Regions from separate parts of the Homo sapiens genome. Here region 2 is linked to region 1. Evidence: chromatin loops called from intact Hi-C (ENCODE). Cell type or tissue: heart left ventricle. All regions are shown on one strand. Each heading gives the region's core, and the rest is flanking DNA. Links, peaks and the distances in the headings are about the cores only.

Region 1 (2,924 bases), core at 296-2,795:
AAGAATTAATAATGCTAGGAGCTTCTTTTTGGAGTCTCCTAGGAAGCAAGAAAGTAAAAGAAGCCATAATATCCAAGTTTTTGGGAGCAGGATGAAGAACTACCAGACTGGGCTGAAGAAAACTTGTACTTGGAGACCATAGCAAATTGCCATAAGGGAGAAAGGGCATGTTAGTCCTCTAATTATTAACTTGAGGGAAAGTTGGAGTTGACTTTCCTAGAAATTCTACTTGGTGGAGGGGATGATGGCTTCCCTCCAGCAACTTTTAGATTGGAGTTGTAAAAACATTGGACGTTCAGTGATGGAAATTTGGGGATATAATCTGCATTTAAGACTAACTAGGGGAGGCTGGGCGCGGTGACCCATGCCTGTAATCCCAGCACTCTGGGAGGCCGAGGAGGGTGGATCACGAGGTCAGGAGATCGAGACCATCCTGGCTAACATGGTGAAACCCCGTCTCTACTAAAAAAAAATACAAAAAATTAGTTGGGCGTGGTGGCAGGCGCCTGTAGTCCCAGCTACTCGGGAGGCTGAGGCAGGAGAATGGCGTGAATCTGGGAGGCGGAGCTTGCAGTGAGCCAAGATCACGCCACTGCACTCCAACCTGGGCGACAAAGCCAGACTCCATCTCAAAAAAAAAAAAAAAAAAAAAAAAAACAACAAACTAGTGGAGTCAGAATGGCTGTTATTAAGAAGTTAAAAATAACAAACATTGGTGAGGTTATGGAGAAAATGGGACTCATACTCTCTTGGTGAGAGGGTGAATTAGTTAAGCCACTGTGGAAAGCAGTTTGGAGATTTCTCAAAGAACTAAGAATAGGATTACTATTCCACCCAGTTGTCCCATTACTGGGTATATACCCAAAGGAAAAGAAATCATTCTACCAAAAAGACATCTGCACTTGTATGTTTATTGCATCACTTTTTACAATAGCAGTAGTCTTTGCTATTATAAAAAGCAAATGTAAAAAGCAAACGTTTTACAATAGCAAAGACTATTGCTGTTGTAAAAAGCAAACGTAAACAACCTAGATGCCCATCAAAAGTGGATTGGGAAAATAAAATATGGTACATGTATACCAAAGAATATTATGCAGCCATGAAAAATAATGAAATTGGGTTCTTTGCAGCAACATGGGTGCAGCTGGAGGTTGTTATCCTAAGCGAATTAATGCAGAAACAGAAAGCCAAATACTGCATGCTCTATTGTATAAGTGGAAGCTAAATAGTAGGTACACATGGGCATAAAGATGGGAATCATAGACAGTGGGGACTACAAAAGGGGGGAGATGCAGTGGTTTAAAAAGCACCTATTGGACACTATGTTCATTATTTGGCTGATGGGATCAATAGAAGCCCAAACTTCAGCATCACAAAATATACCCATATAAGAAGCCTGCACATGTATCCACTGCATCTAAAATTAAAAAAAAAAAATTAACAGGTGCAGAAAGTGGTATGAGAAATTTTCTATTTGTTAGAAAATTATATGATTTTCTGGAAAAGGTTAAGTTGATTGTGGGGACATTGTTAGCTAATGTGACCATTTTCTTAGGAGGTCCTACTGTTGTCAAGGAGGCTATCATATGGTAGGGCATGGTGGCTCACGCCTGTAATCCCAGCACTTTGGGAGGCCGAGGTGGCTGGATCACCTGAGGTCAGGAGTTTGTGACCAGCCTGGCTAACTGATGAAACCCCATCTCTACTAAAAATATAAAAAATTAGCCAGGCGTGGTGGCAGTCTCCTGTAATCCCAGCTACTTGGGAGGCTGAGGCAGGAGAATGGCTTGAACCTGGGAAGTGGAGGTTGCAATGAGCCAAGATCACGCCACTGCACTCCAGACTGAGCAACAAGAGCGGAACTCTGTCTCAAAAATAAGTAAGTAAATAAATAAATAAATAACAATAATAATAATAAATAAATAAAAAAGAAGGCTATCATATATTCTGTACAACTTAAAAAGGTGCAGGATTTTCCACCGTGGTTTTAGTTAAACATATACTGTGATGCAAAAATTACAGAGGCTTCACTAACCCCCAGAAGATAAAGTTTCATGGCTCCAGACATAAGACATGGTCCACAGAGTTGGTGGTGGTAGTTGGCAGGGCCGGGTATGAGTAATGCACATAGAACCCACAACTAATCCAGCAGATTCTCCTGGCTCAAGTTGTACATGAGTCACTCATCCTCAAAAGATAAAGAAAGGTTGGAGGTTGCCTTAAGGAGTTCACATTACTTTAAGGATCTGAAAATCCTTGTTCTAACTAGATCTTACAAGTCATATTGGAATCAGCTTAGGTTGGTAGAGGTCATTGGATCTCCAGAACTTGTGAGGAGTGAATTCTGATATTGACACTAATGTTGACCTCTTGAGCCTGGCCCTTTTCTAAACTGAATGCTGGCATGGTTTTTTAAGGTTTCATGGTTTTAAGTCTCGTTGACTTAGCCGAAAAACATCACCCCTGGAAGTCTACCCACTCTGCAAAAGGTGCAGAGACAGAGTGATTCTCCATCCAGGTAGAAACTATTTAATACATGCCCACTAGTTTCACTGCAAAGACAATAGTAGACTCAACCCACAACTCATAGAGGATTTATATTGCTCAACTGTTGACAGTGTAGTTTGTACTTTTTGTGGCAGCGGAGTCAGACCAAAGTGATAAGCAAGTGGCTATGCCTTTATGCTACTAAGACCAGCATTATGATAGTATTTGGACAAGAGACCAAGATTTTCTATATCCAGATCTTTACTTGCCATTCTCATCTAGAAAGTCTCCAAAAACTTTTCCACAGAGGAGACAAATCAAGGATAAGTAACATATTGTTATTGCTGGAGCTTTGAACACAAACTCCAAAGACAGATTTGGCTGGATATACATTGTCTTATAAATTTAAGAGAAGTCCTTCACTTCAACAAAGTATA
Region 2 (2,924 bases), core at 225-2,724, 56 kb after region 1:
CAATACTGAGTAATAAGCAATAGGTTTCTAATTCTGGGGTTGAAGCCAGGGCCTTGAAAGAGACCCCTGTGTTGTTCAGGTGAACTGGGACTACCAAAAGCTGATATGGAGCAGGAACACTGAGAAAAACCCTTGAGCACCTTAGATCCCACATTAAGCACTAAGTAACATCACTCTCTGTTGGAGGAATTTGAAGTCTGTGTTTTACTGAAGGTGTCTCCAACAATGACAAAGAATTGAAAATTCAGCCCAGTGCCTGATTAACCCCAGACTAAATGCCTGACAAAAAAAAGACATGCCCATTTCCAGGTTAAATACTACTTTGCGCAGCCTGTTTTTCTTCTACATGTGAGGGACGCCATTCAAATTACGAAATAAACAAAATTGTCAGTACATAAAGCAATCAACAGAACCAGACTCAGAGATGGCCCTGATGTTGCAGTTAGTATACAGCAACTTTTAAATAACTATAACTAATATATTAAAAGATATAGTAGAAAAGGTAAGCAACACGCGTGATGGGGAATTTCAGCAGAGACAGAAAGTACAAAAAGGAGTTAAATAAAATCCTCAAAATAAAAAAAATCAGATAAAAAGGATTAGTATTAGAAGCCCATAGATCCTTATCCAAAATTTTGTTCAGATGCCCTGACTGGTGATACCATGCACATACAAAGGGTGCATGAAATGTTTATTACTTACATAATGAGAAAGATTTATGGTAAGTTTTCATGGTGGATTTTATTTTATGGTAGTTTTTACTTTGTAACAATAAGTTTATTTTATGTTGGATAAGTGGCAGGAGCAACGTGATGGTTTCTGCCCTTGGGCTGTGGCTTGTGTGTTGTATATGAACCTCCCATCAGCACCAAAGGAAAGAGCACTTGTGTTTTCCTCTCAGCCTGCACAGCTGTGGGGAAGAATGAAAAGGAAGGTATGAAGCTCAAAAGTTGTCAACAATCAAACATCAAAAAAGATAGAGTATGTTGTTTTGTTTTTGTTGTTGAGATGGGGGTCTCTCTCTGTCAACATGCTGGAGTACGGTGATGTGATCATGGCTCATTGCAGCCTCGACCTCCCAGGCTCAGATAATCCTCCTACCTCAGCCTCCTGAGTATCTAGGTCTACAGGCAAATACCACTATGCCTGATTAATTATTAAATTTTTTGCCCAGGCTGGTCTTGCGCTCGTGAGCTCAAGCAATCCACCTGCCTCAGCCTCCCAAAGTGCTGGGATTACAGGTGTGAGCCACTGCTGCTGGCCCAACCTTCTTTATTACAGAAGCTTATCAAAAGAGTTGACACAGAAGATAAGGTAATTGGTAAACTTAAAAATAGGACAACTAAAATTATCTGAAGTGAAGCATAAACAGAAAAAAATGTGAAAAGAAAGAATAGATTATCCAAGAATTGGATAATATCTAATGGTGTAATGTTCATGTGATTGGATTTCCACAGAGAGGAGAGAAAGAGTAAAGAAGGAGAAATAATAATGACTGAGAGTTTTCCCAAAATAATGAAAGGCAATATATTACAGATGAAGGGGCTCAGTGAATACCAATGAGGATAAATACAACAACAAATCTCTCGCTCTCTCTCCCCCACACACACACACACACACACACACCTACACCCCTACACCTAGACTCATCACAGTAAAAATAATGAGAATGAAACATAAAGAGAAATCTTAAAGACAGGCAGAGAAGCCACTAACAGTGCATTTAGAGGAACAAAAATAAGAATTTCAACACACTTCTCCTAACAAATATGCAAGCCAAAAGACAATGGAGAGGCATAATAGAAGTACCAAAAGGAAAAACTGATCAATAGAATTCTATATCCAGAGGAAAAAAAAAATTTTTTTTTTTGAGTTGAGGTTTCACTCTGTTGCCCGAGCTTGAATGCAGTGGCGTGATCACTGCTCACTGCAGCCTGGGCTTCAGCGATCCTCCCACCTCAACCACATCAGTAGCTGGGACTACAGGTGTGTGCCACTGTGCCTGGCTAATCTTCAAATTTTTCATAGAGGCAGTGTCTTGCCATGTTGCCCAGGCTCCTCCTACCTTGGCCTCTCAAAGTGTTGGGATTACAGGCGTGAGTCACTGTGCCTGGCCCCAGAGAATACATGTTTAAAAAATGATGTTAAATAAAAATATGTTTAGAGTAAAAACAAAAAAAAGTGAAAATTTATTGCCAGCAGAACTGTGCACCAAGAAATATTAGAGAAATTTCTTTATACAGAAAGAGTATGATACCAGATGGAAATCTGAATCTGTACAAAAATAGAAGAGCCCTGAAAATTGTAAAACTGATAATAAATAAAAGAAAATGTTCCTTAGTTTATAAGAACTTTAAAAGATAAATGTCTAAATAAAAATAGTAACAATGTATTCTGAGGCTTCTATCATGTAGAAATGAATTGAATGACAGCAATAATACAAAGACTAGAAGAGAGGAAATGGAGGTATATTGCTTTAAGTTTCTTATTCTATACATGAAATATTATCATAGTATTTGAAAGTAGATTATGATAAATGAAAGATGTGTTATGTAAATCTTAGAGCAACCACAAAAAGTACAGAGAAGTTAAGCTGAAATAAAGCATCTAACTCCATTTAAAAATGTTTGTTGACAGATTTTAAGCCTCATTCCCTTATCTTCCTCTTCTGCCCACTTTTGGGCAAGCTAATAAGAAATTCTAGGTGCTCCTTCCTTTGGCACTTTGCGAAGTTCAAACCACACAAGCCCTGCCCACTGTGCAGGAACCATTACCCCAACACCACCATCTAACCACCACAAAAACTCCAAGCTAATCTCCTTTCTCTGCTCTTTAATGCCATTTTCAGACTTTCTGGGGGGCTTCCCTGCTCTCTGCAGATAGCCTTAAATATGAATAATAATCTTTTCTTACCTTTTGGTGTC

The links. Hi-C counts contacts between places; a loop is a spot of excess contacts. Peaks named below come from ENCODE experiments on the same cell type or tissue, not always from the same donor. Only the 100,000 strongest peaks of a DNase experiment are listed, where the experiment ranks them.
Region 2: it touches region 1 in a loop (8-fold over the local background); 1 of 110 quality-filtered maps calls a loop at or near these places.

Annotation. Positions count from the first base shown.
Region 1 is chr3:115,243,490-115,246,413 of GRCh38, forward strand. No RefSeq gene overlaps it. Among named protein-coding and RNA genes, the nearest start is that of ZBTB20, 98 kb to the left of the region's middle. In heart left ventricle, for the core only: no CTCF peak of the experiment used is centred there; no DNase peak of the experiment used is centred there; H3K27ac peaks cover 552 bases.
Region 2 is chr3:115,299,585-115,302,508 of GRCh38, forward strand. No RefSeq gene overlaps it. Among named protein-coding and RNA genes, the nearest start is that of ZBTB20, 150 kb to the left of the region's middle. In heart left ventricle, for the core only: no CTCF peak of the experiment used is centred there; no DNase peak of the experiment used is centred there.